4 separate regions of the Homo sapiens genome follow, and all the other regions are linked to region 1. Evidence: chromatin contacts called from ENCODE Hi-C or POLR2A ChIA-PET data. All regions are on one chromosome and are shown on one strand. The core of a region is the stretch at or near the end of the contact, and the rest is flanking DNA. Distances in the headings are between cores, read along the strand shown.

Region 1 (3,574 bases), core at 467-2,966:
GGTACTTACACACTTTTCTCTCTTTTTTTTTTTTTTTTTTGACAAGGCTGCTAAGAGAACACTGCAATCTTTGGGTAGTTCACCCGTTTTCTTTACTGTGCAAGGTTCATAAAGGCAGGCACTATGTCTGTCATGTTTGTCACTATATCTCCCATGCCAACCACAGTGTGTACTTCACATAATGAGCATTTCAAAGGCAACATTTGGTAAAGAGATATGAATGAAGGTCTTACACTGAAGCAGTGGGGAACAGTAGAACCAGCCTAAGCATTAGATCTGGGTTCAAATTCCAGTTTTGCTCATTATCTATGTGATCTACAGCAAGTTGCTTGACAAACTTTAATTTTTACTTTTTTGTAAAATGGGAATAATACCTATTATATAAGGATTATAAGAATCTATAATCATTTATTAAAACTAAGGAGTGTTTAGTGTTTTCTTCGTAATGTGTTTCAAAATATGGGCTTTAAAAATTGAGTGAAATACAATTCCTGTCCTTAATAAATTTCCACATACGATAGTAAGACAAATAAAAAAATACTACGGAAATTTTATGGGTTTTCAAGGTCGGGAGTGATGATGTGTTTGAGGGAATTAGGAAAGGAGGTGGCATATGAAAAAGTCCTTAAGGGATATTTAGGATCTCAGCAGTTAAAATGGGTAGGCATATCCAAGGTAAACAAAGAGAACATAAGCAGGGAGGTAAAAAGGTACTGAGTGTGACTGAAGAAGGGCCAGTTACTCCTGGCTGAACTGTAAGGTTCGCACAGGAAAGTAGAGATACGTCAGAAATGTGTGGTGGGGCCATATTAGTGGTGACAGGTTCTTTCTTTAATCCAGTAGACAATGAGAAACGCTGATTTGGGTCTATGGCATAATAGGAAGTAGTATGCCACATACTGCATGTGGGAGTTCTGCAGGACAGATTGGGAAGTGCATGCGTGTAAGACTGGGAAGACCAGTTAGGAGAGGCTATTGCACTGTTTTAAGTAAGACATAATAAAGCCCTGCACCAGGCGGAGAGCAGAAGGAACGCACAGAAGACGCAGGAGAGGCACATTTCAGAGAGAATCCAGTATGCAATGGATGTCGCACACAAGAGAGAGAGACGCAGGTGACCGGAGCCATTTACACTAATGGGTAAATCTCGGGAAAGCGCTGGTTTCGGCTACCGGCCAGTTACAGGTTTGAGGTGCCCGTCGCCGCCACCTTCCCTTTTTTTATATTCCTCTTTTTCTCATGGCCGCCTCCGCTTCCCTCCATCTCTCCCGCGCTAGTAACTGAGCTTTCAGTCATCGACCTGACCCTGCGTTTTCCCTCACGCTCCGATTCTGCTTCCTATCACTGCCTCCTACTGTACTATCACAGCCAGGACGAGCACGGGTCAGGCACTGAGGCTGTGGGACACTCCACCCGCCTGGTCCCCTATCGCCTCCGCCTAGGCAGCTGCCATGCGTGCGCCCCCACAGCTCTAGGACCAATAGGCAGGCCCTAGTGCTGGGACTCGAACGGCTATTGGTTGGCCGAGCCGTGGTGAGAGATGGTGCGGTGCCTGTTCTTGGCCCTGCAGAGAGCTGTGGGCGGTTGTTAAGGCGACCGTTCGTGACGTAGCGCCGTCAGGCCGAGCAGCCCCCAGGCGATTGGCTAGACAATCGAACGATCCTCTCTTATTGGTCGAAGGCTCGTCCAGCTCCGAGCGTGCGTAAGGTGAGGGCTCCTTCCGCTCCGCGACTGCGTTAACTGGAGCCAGGCTGAGCGTCGGCGCCGGGGTTCGGTGGCCTCTAGTGAGATCTGGAGGTGAGGCGGGCGGTGACCGAGAAGAGGGGCAGGGGCGGCGGGGAGCGGGGCGGAGATGGGTGGGAGCGGGGTTTGGGCTGTGTTGGTGGCAATTCTGGAGCTTCCCTCGGCCCTGGGAAGTGGCTACCGGCAGCTCCTGCGGACCTGGAGGGGGCTGCGGTTGCGCTTTGTCGGTGTGGCAGCTCGGACCCGCGGGGACTGCAAGGAATGTCCTTGAGGCCCGGCAGGCCGAGCGGCGGCCGGCATCAGTGCCGGAGTAACCCGGGGTCCCGGGGTGGGCTTGAGAGGCGGGCGGCGGTCTGGCCTCTTCGTGACTGCGGTCATCATCGGTGGACCCGCGGGGCGTAGCTGCGTTCATCGTCCCTGTTCAGTCAGAGTAGGCAGTGCTGGCTGCACGGTCACGAAAATCGGGGCGGAAAGGGTGTCAGGCAGGGTGACCTCGGAGGCCCCTGGATTCGAGAAATGCTAGGGGTCTATGGGGCTGTCGGGCCGGCAGCTCGCAGGGCAGACGGGAGAAGCGCCTGCATCCCGGGATCCGGGCATTCACGCCCAGGAACTGCTGTTCGTTAGCACCTTTCTTTTAGGTGACGGGAAAGATCTCTGTAAATACTGCTGACTAACTTAGAACCATGAAAGAACCGTGGATTGGTGTAGATGTGTCTGGTTATTTACAGGAGAACGGCTTGAGAGGATGCGGAGCCCAACGTGGGGATTCGCACAATGACTCAAAAGATTCTTCTCCCTCTTTTTTTTTTTTTTTTTTTGGTAAGGGGTGTAGTCTCCTTGGTGCTGATATTCTTTTAGGAAAAATGTACCTTGGAGATACAAATATAGAACAGTTAATTTCTGCAGTAGGAGGAGGTCGATGTACTCCATTCTTAAGTAGTCGTTTGAAATATTTCAGGATTTGAGGATATTCCTTCTTAGACATGGTCCTGCAGAGTCGTAGGAAGCATTTGTTTCTGGGCTATACTAAATGTGCATGATTTCGGCGTCCCACAAGGTAGAGAATGTACTTTTTGTTTACTTATGAATTTATTTTCCTCTCCATGCAGTGAAAGGCATTTTGCAATTTAGAGATAATCTAGCAAAGACCTGGACAGTACTTTGGGGATAGGCTGGATTTTGCAGGCCTGCTTTGTTGTAGTGTTCTTCCAGAACTTATGATAAACTTGGTGGCCAAAACAAATGGGAATTAGTAACATGAAGGTTAAACAAAATTGCACATAGGTTACAGCATTAACATGAAAATTGTCGGGTATGTGGGATAACCATTTCAAGATAAGAGTGTGAGTATGCGTGCATGCACACACTCTTTGTATTCCTTTATGGTCTAGTTTCTAGACTATAGATAGCCACATTATGGAATTACATGGTCTACTTAGGTTGACCCATGTGAAATTGCCAGTATTTAAAATTCAACTAACCTACAAAAATAGCAGTTTCATATGATTCCATTTAACACTTATCTTTGTCAGAGAACTTTGGAGCTCTAGCTTCATAAGTGAATGAAGAGAATAGATATGACTTAAAAAACAACATGTAATAGAATGTGAGCTAATTGGGTATAGAATCCAGATTTCCTGATTGCCAGTGCAAGATTCGTTTTTTTTTTTTTTTTTTTCCTTCTTTCTGGAATACCAGCTTGAGCAGCAGAATGCTAGATCTTGTTGGGATTGAAAATGACTGCCATATAAGACGCAGTTCTTGGCTTCAAAGAGACAAAATGTACACATTTATTAATTTGAGAACACTGTGAGATAGTATATAATCAAAT
Region 2 (3,574 bases), core at 326-2,825, 4.9 Mb after region 1:
AACTTGGGAATGGCAGAAAGAGCCTCAAGGGGACTTCAAGGGACCAGGACAGATGCCCCTAAAGAGCTGTATCATTACTACGTAATAAAAAGTGTCGCATCATATTGGAGAAAAAGTATTTCAAAACGGGAATAAAAGATTTGCAGAGCTTTCTGAAAACAGTCTTTCCTGGTCCACCTTGTTCTCAAATACCTGGTAAGGTGGTGACCATTCTCATTCTCTTTCTCTCTCTGCCTGACACAGGGAAAAAAAATCATTTCGTCTCAGTCGTCAAAAGCCTCAATTTCCTCAACTCTGAAAAGGCCAGCTTTAATGTATGCCAAGCACAGTATTAGACCTCAAAAACCAAGACAGCTCCACGTGGCCACTCTAAACAGGACAGATTATCTGCCAGTATAATCGCCGGTTACAGAAACCCACAGTTTAACCACTCCATCACTTACAGCTGGCCTCGATTGTGGAAAGGCTGAGTGTCAGCAAGAACACCCCGAACCAGGATGCTCCCTAGAGTCTGATTCGTTCGTGAAAACACTCCATTAAAACTCTGTACCGAAACGCTGATAATCCACATGTAAAGGGAGAAAAGAGCTCCACATCCAAGAGACTCACCTACTTCGTTTTTTCTAACTCTGCAGGAAGGAGTGAAACCAGCATTACAGGGCTAAGACGTACTAATTCTACACTGATGCAGTAACTGGTAGGAGACATAATGTTTTAAGACATCATAGGTTTAAATAGGCGAGAGTTAAAAAACAGGTTCGAACAAGTTTATTTGCAAAGAGAGGCAGGAAGGTTCCAGCCCTACCCAGGCAGTCGTGCTAGTACCGAGCCAGGGTTGGGTCGGGAAATTCAGGAAGCAGGGCTGAGTTTTCCCTTCGCCCAGACCTGCGCCCGGTAGTTTGGAAGTCAGGCTTCGAGACATTCTCAAAGGTACAGAGCCCACGCTCGACTACGAGATGCCAAGCGCAACCTGCCTGGGTTGTTTGACCCGAGTTTTATTCAGGGCATAGCAAAGGAGACGGTGCCTAAACCCACTTTTCTTCCTGGATTCATCCGACAAGCAGAGTGGAGAGGGCTACGGAGCTCAGCGCTATTCACCAGTGCTCGGCGCAAGAGGCGACACGCCCCTGGAGCAGTCGGGATCCTCCGCCCGAGCCCGGCACGCCCCGCTCCACGCGGAGTCCCGGAGGCCGGACGGGAAGACCCCGGGGTAGCCTCTCGGGCTTCCCCCTGCCCCTTCCCGCCCGCCCAGGGCACAGGATTTCCCGGACGGCTGAGCGCCGCGGGGCCAGCCCGAGCGACCCACCCGGGCCCTACGTTCGGCCGCGGAGCTGGGAGCGCACCCAGGCAGGTCCTCCACGCCTGGACTCCTGGCCCGGTTCTCCGATCTGACAACCCCCGCGCTGCGCCCGGCCTCGCTCACCTGGCCCGCACAGCACTGAGCTGACATCGCGGCGGCCAATGCCGAAGGCGCGCTCGCTGGCTCCCCGCGCCGCACGGGCCCTCCTGGCTGCCTCGCGCCTCGAGCGCTGGGCTCAGCCGCAGCTCACACTTGAACGAAGATCAGCCTCGGCGAAGCGCCTAGGCGCCGAGGCCTGGGTAAAAACAACTGCGGCCAAGCCCCGCCCCGCCGCCGGCCCCGCCTCGCCCGCCCCCAGCCCCGCCCCGTGCCCGCCCCTTCCCGGGCGCCCGGCGGCGGAGCAGGCTCGACCCGGGCTCGCACTTCCGCTGGCGTCAGGCGGGTGGGCTGCTGCGATCACTTCCCGGTTGGGGCGCCGAGCTCCGGAGTCGGCCGCCAGCCTTTGGGCCCCACGCTCCGGGTCTGGTGCGCGGTCTGGCCGCGCTCGGGCCCTCGCCAAATGAGAGCGCAGCGCCTCTCCGCCTTCGGATCCAGAGAAAGAGCTTGTTGCTGCCTCTAAAAGGTTGGAGCCTTAGTAAGCGGTTCCTGCCTTTCCTGCACAGACCAGACCGCCGGGTGCTGGTCTGCGCTCTGCCGCGCGCCGACTGGGACAGCCCACCCACGAGATCCTTGTTCCTGAAATCCCTTTCCTTCCCTCATCTGCCAAGAAAACTTTCAACTTTTGGGCTCTCCGCGCCTCCCAAGCTTCCTCGAATCCCTGGGCCCTTGACTGTTCTGCCCTGATGGCACTTGGTGAGAGATCCATTGAGAGCCCTTTCCGTGCCTTCCTGAATATTGATATGTTTTCCAGCCTCTCCTCCTGCGCTGGCCCAAGGACTCATTTTCCGTCCCTGCTTCCTCACTAAAAAGAGGGTGCCCAATAATTGCTTGTTCCATACAGAAGGCAGGGAGGCCGTCTCTAGGTTTTCTCCCACTCAGATCTGCTGTCCTCACAGCCACCTCCCCAAGAGGAATGAAGGTATTTCTTTTTTTTTTTTCTTTTTTTTCTCTGAGACGGAGCTTCACTCTGTCGCCCAGGCTGGAGTGCAGTGACGCGATCTCGGCTCACTGCAACCTCTGCCTCCCGAGTAGCTGGGATTACAGGCGCCTGCCACCACGCCCGGCTAATTTTTTGTATTTTTAGTAGAGACGGGGTTTCACCATCTTGGCCAGGCTGGTCTCGAACTCCTGACCTCAGGTGATCCGCCCGCCTCGGCCTCCCAAAGTGCTGGGATTACAGGCGTGAGCCACCGCGCCCTGCCGGAATGAAGATATTTCTGTTAGTGCGATTTTTGCGCCAATCCCTTTGCTCTTTCAAATAAGCATTACCGTACCCATTTTAGCGGTGAGGCAACTGAAGCCCAGAGAGGTTAAATAACTTGCCCAAAGCCTCACAGCAAAGTTGAGGAAGTAAAACTGGGCCTGGAATCCACTCGTCTGATCCCCTGGCACATGACGCAAGGCTTGACCTTAGAGGGACTCGTTTCCAGACAGAGCTCTGGCAAAGGAGTGTCTTGGGCAGCTTAGGAGTAGAAGAGGAAAGGTGAATGGAAACCAGGCCTTGGGTTATGAGCTGCGCAGGATTTTCCAGCATCTCAGATGCAGGCGTTTAGAGAAAGAGATATAATGGAGCAGGCCCTACTCAGAGCCACGAAAAGGAATGAGGACAGTTGGCTCTAACTCAAAACAAAAATAGGGTAAACCCAATCAGTCAAGCGCAGCAACCTGCTCCGTGGCGATCTGTGACTCATCAGAAGCTGAGGCTCTCACCAGGACTTTCTAATGAGCTTCGCTGTTGGCTACGACCGCGGTCACTTCACTTCAGCCCTACTCCTGGCCTGGGGAAATGGGCAGGCCCCCTAGTAGCTCGGGGTGGGGAGACGGGTGGAGAGGAAGGAGGGGCGAAAAGGGAAGGCGCGAAATCTACAAATGTTTAAGCCAGCTGGAACTCCGATGCCTCTTTGCCTTTTAGGGAAATTGACTCGACTCGGAACTCGAGGACCTTTCACAAGAGACCACTGGGTTAGGGGGCAGAGCTGGTAATAGAATCCAGCGCTCCGAACCCTGAATCATGTCCTCTTTTTGCTGCTGAGGCTCAGGCCACAGCACCCCAAATTATGACTGTAGAATACCAAAATATGCTATCCCAAAATACACTTGTTTGGCACATTTCAA
Region 3 (3,574 bases), core at 576-3,075, 4.2 Mb after region 1:
GTGAGGGCAACAATTTACTCTGGATCACTTTCAAGGACTGTTGTCTAACCACTCATTAAAATCGTTCCTTTGTGCAACTGATTATCTAAAAGTACTGAGAGAATGCAGTACTTCTCTTTGAAAGATAACCGTCAGCAAAAGCTAAAATAATGTGATTTTGATTACAAACTGATGCAGCAGTCTGACCAGTAAAGTGTAGAATGCGTTGTCTTTGTAAACATTACTCACAAATCCATATTCAAGTTACAAACGATATATGTGTTTTTAAATTATGACCTCTGGTACCGCTCTACAAAAATGCAAAAATAACCTAAAAGGTTAGCATGCCTATTTCTTTAAAGTATGACCAGCTTAGCAAGGTGGCAAGTTTGTTTGAAAACACAAAACACAATCACCACCACCGCTCAATAATACACATACATAAACAGATTCGAAGCTGTGTTAAGCACAAAAATCCTTACCCCATTTTGCCCAATGAAAACTTGCTCTGAAGTTTCAGCTCTTATGCTACGGAATAACTTCCAAAGGAATTTCTCCGTCTGCTATTTCGCAGTTGCTTTTCCACCCCCACCCCCAGATCCTTGTCCGGAGGTATTTCAAGGATGCTGCCAATTCAATTAGTTCTCTTAGGTAAAATGATTTCTCTCTTGTAAATACCAAAACGTTCAAACAGAGGCGGCATTTGCTTATTCGAGTTAAAATGCTTTGCGGAGGAGACAGCGATCAACTCTATTCCACAAAATGAGTCTACAAGTAGGGAAATGCAGAATCCGGCTTCACCGAGTCCTATAAAAAATGAGTTCGCTGGTCATTTCACTCATGTCCTCCTCGACACTCAGGGAGAGCCAGGTAACTCGGCCTTTTCGGAGCTAAGGCTGCGGGTTCAAATTTCTCCACCACACCAGGTCTCCGGGGGTGGAGCGAGCAACCAAACGCGACGTGCACGTGAATAAAAATCCCAAAAGCAGTAATGCCACGGCTTCCCTGCGCTCACATTAGGAAAAAAACTACACAGGAAAATCTCCTCGAAGTGCAAACCCGGCAGCTCGCAACCTGCACGGCACTCCACATTGGAATCTGTCTTTTTAAATGTTTCTCCTCCTAAGACTCGGAGCAGAGAAGAGGTGGGGAGGACGAAGAGAAGGCTAGGCAGGATCGATTCATTCTCCCGAAGAGAATAAACGGAGCCATTTCCAGGCTGGCAGCAGGCTGGGGGCGCAGCGCACGCCGGAGAGCTGGAGGAGGGGACCCGATCCCACCTCCCTCAGCCCCTTCCCGCCCCCCGCCGCCGAGCACAATGGAGCCCGGCTGGTGCCCGGCCCTTCATTCGCGGCTGCCCCCTCTTCCCTCCTCTCTTCAGAGCACAGCGGGTCTGAGGCTCCCGTCGGCGGAGAATGAATGAATCACAGAGCCAAGCCCCACGCTTCCACTGGCACCCTGCCCCCAGCTCCAGGGCGGGCGAAAGGGGCCGAAGGGTCGACGGGCGCCTGCCCGAGCCAAGGCGGGAGGCTAAGCCCGCGTTGGGGCCAGGAGAGCTGGGCTCGAAGCCGAAGCGCAGCCGCCGCTCCAGCGCCCCCACCCCTACTCCTCGTCTCTCACGCTCCGCGCCGCCGCCACGCGCCGCCTCACATTCCCCGGGCCCCGCCGCCGCCTCTTCACACTTCCATCAGCGCCCGCCTCCGGCTACCGCCGGGCAGAGCAGCGCCAGCCCCGGCGGCCTGAAGCCTGCCGCTGCCTCCGCCTCCGCCGGCCGGCCGGCTGGCAGAGAAGAGGGTGCTGCTTTCCCGGTCAGCGCCGCCGGCGTGAAGCTAGCGCGGCGGCAGAGTGGGCTGCGGGGGGCGGGAAGGGGGCGGAGAGAACGGGGAGCGAGGGCGGTCCCTCCCTCTGCTCGCGGGAAGGGACGGGAGGCGGTGGCCGCCGCGGAGCCGCGGCCGGGGGCTGGGGCGCGGACTGGTCCCGGGAGCCCGACGGGCCTTGCGAGCAGCGGGCCGCGGGAGAAAGCAGCAGCCGCAAGGCGGCGGAGAGGCTGATGGTGGGGGGCCGAGCGGCCCTCGTGGGGAGCTGGGCCGGCGGCAGGCCCTCAGTCCGTTCGTCCTTCTTTTCCCCCCTCCCCTAGAGGCTGGCGGCTGGCTGGCCGTGCGCTCTGCTCCTCCTCTGGCTCTTGGCCCCGCTCCCGACCGCCACAGCCTCCTCCGCGCCCCACACCAGGTGCTCGCGCTGTGTCTCCATCCTCCCCGCAGGAGGACCTTTAAATAGCAACGTCAGCGCGCTTCTCTCCGCACACACGTCACCCGCAGCTCACGTCACCGAGGTGCGGGGGATGATGTCACGCGGCCGGAAGTACTGCTAAATTAGGGAAGGAGCAGGGGGAGGAGGACTCGGCGAGCTCCTGTGTGCCCACCTGCTCTCACTTCTCCTTAAAGGCCAAAGCACAGGAGACAGCCCGAGAGGAGCTCGAACAAGGAAGCGGCGGGAGGAGGAGATTTCCTTGCAACAAATGTGCCAAACCTGAGTGAATCATTCGTAGCAAAAGTGCAGTGTCAAGCGGGTAATAGCCTATCTCCCACTCCCACCGCTATTGCAGCAGCACCCCCGGGCTTCTCTTGTCCTGACTAGCAGGGAAATGTGGGAGGGAGAGCCTGATCACACTGCTGGTAGATGTGCTTCCAACAGGACTTCGGAAAAATCACCTAAATTTTCAATTATAGAGTGCCATTCTGGACATAGTCGACTTTTAAACTTTTTGTTAGTGGTTACCTGAAACACGAAAGAATAAAGAGCAGAGCAATAAGCAAACGAAATAATGTTATAAAGGATAGTAATTTTATTTGCAAAATAGCAGTTTTGACATAGGAAAATGAGTCAATCTTAGTTCACGTATAGCAAATGCCAGTGTGTCCTCTCAGTTTCTCTTCATCAAGAATATGAGTTCCATGACACTTGGCTCCAGCCAGTAAAACAAGAAAGAGAAAAAGTATATGGGTTTCAGTCTGTGGAATTTAAATTAAAATTTAAAAATTAAAAATAAGAAAGAGCACCAAATCCTTTTTCATTAACACAAGCATATTTTCGTCTTCTTTAGTTTTGACCACATAATATGTAATTACAATATCTCTTAAGTGTGTTTTGCATTTTCTGTATGGCAAGGGTGAGTAGCTGTCTATAGGTTTACTAGCTATGTGTGTCTATAAACACCATATTATGAGTGCTTTTTACATTGTAAATTACTACAGAGTTTTTAAATTATTTTAAAGTAATTAGGTTAAAACAATTTTTTAATTAGGTAAATCATATAGTGAACTTTGATTTTATTTTACTTAACTTGATAAGCATGGCCAAGAAATAGAATTGCTGCGTATTGCCAAAGGCCAATACTGTTTCAAGTTAGTCTACAAATTTAGTGACCCTGTTTTCCAGACCAAAATCTAGACACACCATTTGACGTTAGGAAAAAATATTTGAATCTGAAGTGACCTGGAAAATCCAAAACATAGGATTACCAACCTATGAAGTGATTATTAGGAAAGTTATAGATCAATATCAACGCAGTTTAAATAAAAGAAGCTAAAACTCG
Region 4 (3,574 bases), core at 678-3,177, 3.9 Mb after region 1:
GAAGAGAAAGTTTTCTACAATGTGCTATTGTTTGCTTAGCTGGTAATTCAAACCTTTTTTCTTTTTTCTTTTTTGAGGTGGAGTCTCTGTCCCCCAGGCTGGAGTGCGGTGGCATGATCTCAGATCACTGCAACCTTCGCCTCCCGGGTTCAAGCAATTCTCCTGCCTCAGCCTCCCAAGTAGCTGGGATTACAGGCACGTGCCACCACACCCGACTAATTTTGTATTTTTTATAGAGACGGGGTTTCACCATGTTGTCCAGGCTGGTCTTGAACTCCTGACCTCAAGTGATCTGCCCACCTCAGCCTCCCAAAGTGCTGGGATTACAGGCGTCAGCCACCATGCCCAGCCCCGTAATTCAGATTTGAAATGGGTTTTCTCTCTTTTTTGCCTTTCAGAACGTGTCTCTGACTTGCATTTGAGATTTGACACAAACTCAGTTACAAACTTTGAAAATTTGTGGTTTCAAATAATGAACTGTACAAAATGTTAAAAACCAGCTGGGCTCAGTGGCTCACGACTGTAATCCCAGCACTTTGAGAGGCCAAGGCGGTCGGATCACCTGAGGCCAGAAGTTCGAGACCAGCTTGGCCAACATGAAGAAACCCCGTCTCTAATAAAAATACAAAAATTAGTCGGGCTTGGTGGTGTGTGCCTGTAATCCCAGCTACTTGGGAGGCTGAGGCAGGAGAATCGCTTGAACCCGGGAGGCAGAGGCTGCAGTAAGCTGACATCGTGCCACTGTGCTCCAGCCTGGGCCACAGAGTGAGACTCTGTCTCAAAAAAAAAATTTTTTTTGGCTGTTTATTCAAATATCAGGACAATACTGAACCAAGTGTTGAAGCTTAGAGTTTAAGATGGACAATACTGAACTAAGTTTGAAGCTTAGCTAGTTCAGTACTGTTCTGTCATCTGAATAAACAGCTGTTTTTACTGAACCTAACAATACAAGGCTAATCCAAACGGTTTTGTATATACTTTAGAAATGTGAATAAATGTAAAAGAACTAATTTCCATTGTGCTTTACTATGGTGCACAACATCTGTGACTTGAATACTAATCGGAAAAAGAATGCCAATAATTATTATAAAGTCTACTAATTTTAAGAATGTGTTTCATCATAGTTTAGTAAGAATAGCAGAGATTGATATGACTGTTTTTGTATATGCATTCTGGGAACTCCCATAATTGAATACAACTTCAAAAGGGCTAAAGCCCAGTGACCTCAAAACGAGGTTCACAGAACAGTACATAATGATGAAACCTGAAGCAATAAAACACCAATGAACTGAAATGTAAACATTCATGCTGTTAGGACATGGCATTTTCATTTTTCATTTTGTTTTGGACTGTTACTGGGCTTTCCTCAGACACCTTCCTTTCATATATTAAACTCTGTCTTTCCAGAAAAGCTTCTGGAATTGTTTTTGTTTTTTGTTTTGGTCTCAAGGGCATTAGGGGAGAACCTAACAGGCTGGGGGCGAGCCCCACATAGTTCAGCACACCGTTCCCCGCGGCAACACGCTACTTCTGAACGCAGGAGCGACTCTCCGTCCGGGCTCCCTCCAGGAGAATGGAGGCAAATGTACATTCGAGGGTCTCAATACCTGGAATTCGAAACGTCTCAGTTCCTCCGCCTTAGTTCCTCTTTTCCCGGGTTCGGAGGCCACCTGTGCAGCAGGGCACACCTGCCACTCTCATCGCCCTCGGAGCCGGCAACCAGCCGACAGCCGGCTCCAGCCCCGGGGAACTGGAGGCTGCGCGGAAGGAAGGAGAGTCGGGAGCGCGGCCGCTCGCGGGCTGGCTCAGGGGACGCCGAGAGGAGGCGCCGGCGCGCGCGGGCGGGGTGCGCGCGCCGCCGCCGCCGCGTCACCAGCGTGCGGCACGTGCCCATGTTTACGTCCCTCGTGGAGCCGCCGACGTCAGCAGTCGAATGGCAACATTGTGGCGATGCTGAGGCGCAGAGTTTAGGAGACGGGTTCATCAGTCAGGCCGGCTCCGGGCTTTCTGCAGCAGCACCAGGGGCGGGGGCGGGGATCTTGACCTGGGCGAGCGACCGGGACGCATACAGCGCCGGCCTGACCCCGCGGGACCCGCGCCTCACCACCGGAGCGCCGCAGACGCAGCTCCACGGCCTCGCGCGGGGGGCGGCGGGCGGCCGCGAGGCGCTGCGGCAGCGCGGAGCTTGTAAACAGATCCGGCCGCAGGTGACCATGTGAACTACCTGCTCCCGGGACGCTTATTGTCCTTCTCTCGATCCGCGCCACAAAGGAGCTCGGCGGTCGGGGCGCGGAGGGACAGGCGAACGAGCCGGGAGAGCCGGCCGGCGCACTAAGATGGCTGAAGGCGCCCGGCGAGGGTGAGCGGGGGGCGCGGCGCAGCCAGCGGGGAGTCCTCGGGCGGGCCGGGCCGGCGGCCCTTCCCCGCGGCGAGAAGCCGGAGCCACCATGTCGTTCGCGCTGGAGGAGACGCTCGAGTCGGACTGGGTGGCTGTGCGGCCCCATGTGTTCGACGAGCGCGAGAAACACAAATTCGTCTTTATTGTGGCCTGGAACGAGATTGAGGGCAAGTTTGCCATAACCTGCCACAACCGGACGGCCCAGAGGCAGAGGAGCGGCTCCCGGGAGCAAGCGGGGGCGCGAGGGGGCGCCGAGGCCGGCGGAGCTGCGTCCGACGGGAGCCGCGGGCCCGGCAGCCCGGCGGGCAGGGGTCGGCCCGAGGCCACTGCCTCTGCAACTCTGGTTAGGAGCCCCGGGCCCCGGCGGAGCTCGGCCTGGGCGGAGGGCGGCTCTCCTCGGAGCACTCGCAGCCTTCTGGGGGACCCGCGGCTGCGGAGTCCTGGCAGCAAAGGGGCGGAGAGTCGTCTTAGGAGCCCAGTGCGGGCCAAACCCATCCCGGGTCAGAAAACATCTGAAGCCGACGATGCGGCGGGGGCAGCCGCTGCAGCAGCCCGGCCGGCGCCCAGAGAGGCCCAGGTGTCCTCTGTACGGATAGTGAGCGCCTCTGGGACGGTCTCCGAGGAGATAGAGGTGCTGGAAATGGTGAAGGAGGACGAGGCACCTCTGGCGCTCTCGGACGCGGAGCAGCCGCCGCCCGCCACCGAGCTGGAGTCTCCGGCCGAAGAGTGCAGCTGGGCCGGACTGTTTTCTTTCCAGGACCTGCGCGCCGTGCACCAGCAGCTGTGCTCGGTGAACTCGCAGTTGGAGCCGTGCCTGCCGGTGTTCCCCGAGGAACCTTCGGGCATGTGGACTGTGCTGTTTGGGGGCGCCCCCGAGATGACCGAGCAGGAAATCGACACTCTGTGTTACCAGCTCCAGGTCTACCTGGGCCACGGCCTGGACACCTGCGGCTGGAAGATCCTCTCCCAGGTGCTCTTCACCGAGACCGATGATCCCGAGGAGTATTACGAAAGCCTCAGCGAGCTGCGGCAGAAGGGCTACGAAGAAGTGCTTCAGCGGGCCAGGAAGCGCATCCAGGAGGTGAGTGAGTGAGCTCCTAGTCTGGGCTCTACTGGTCGCTTTTGGTTTACTGGCCAAACCAAAGGCTGGAGCCTCGGTGTCGGGTGTGCGCAGTA

The links. Hi-C counts contacts between places; a loop is a spot of excess contacts on that map. ChIA-PET counts read pairs that join two places held with the same protein, here RNA polymerase II (POLR2A). Pooled maps may share reads with other maps.
Region 2: a loop to region 1 is called in a pooled map, with 5 times the contacts of the local background. The contact joins the promoter of SERINC5 here to the promoter of HMGCR in region 1. A Hi-C loop is called at or near these places in 1 of 50 pooled maps. POLR2A ChIA-PET finds 5 or more read pairs at or near these places in 2 of 52 experiments (WTC11 and activated B cell).
Region 3: a loop to region 1 is called in a map of CD8-positive, alpha-beta T cell, with 12 times the contacts of the local background. The contact joins the promoter of HOMER1 here to the promoter of HMGCR in region 1. A Hi-C loop is called at or near these places in 2 of 168 maps with a recorded cell type or tissue (B cell and CD8-positive, alpha-beta T cell) and 6 of 50 pooled maps.
Region 4: a map of B cell shows a loop between it and region 1 (19-fold over the local background). The contact joins the promoter of JMY here to the promoter of HMGCR in region 1. A Hi-C loop is called at or near these places in 2 of 168 maps with a recorded cell type or tissue (B cell and naive thymus-derived CD4-positive, alpha-beta T cell) and 8 of 50 pooled maps.

Annotation. Positions count from the first base shown.
Region 1 is chr5:75,335,504-75,339,077 of GRCh38, forward strand. It overlaps HMGCR (3-hydroxy-3-methylglutaryl-CoA reductase), which reads left to right and starts at 1,717. Exons shown (of 20, transcript NM_000859.3): 1 at 1,717-1,797. RefSeq lists enhancers at 1,628-2,188, 2,189-2,747 and a silencer at 1,829-1,948.
Region 2 is chr5:80,254,473-80,258,046 of GRCh38, forward strand. SERINC5 (serine incorporator 5) reads right to left here and starts at 1,576. Exons shown (of 12, transcript NM_001174072.3): 1 at 1,424-1,576. The coding sequence starts at 1,450. RefSeq lists silencers at 1,059-1,338, 1,449-1,888 and enhancers at 1,742-2,675, 2,676-3,574.
Region 3 is chr5:79,512,309-79,515,882 of GRCh38, forward strand. HOMER1 (homer scaffold protein 1) reads right to left here and starts at 1,826. Exons shown (of 9, transcript NM_004272.5): 1 at 462-1,826. The coding sequence starts at 466. RefSeq lists a silencer at 1,399-2,108 and enhancers at 2,103-2,650, 2,359-2,548.
Region 4 is chr5:79,234,204-79,237,777 of GRCh38, forward strand. It overlaps JMY (junction mediating and regulatory protein, p53 cofactor), which reads left to right and starts at 1,928. Exons shown (of 11, transcript NM_152405.5): 1 at 1,928-3,479. The coding sequence starts at 2,448. LOC124901011 (a long non-coding RNA gene) reads right to left here and starts at 1,820. Exons shown (of 2, transcript XR_007058836.1): 1 at 1,608-1,820. RefSeq lists silencers at 1,830-1,879, 1,920-1,969, 2,000-2,439, 2,610-2,879, 3,163-3,457 and enhancers at 2,382-3,018, 3,070-3,489.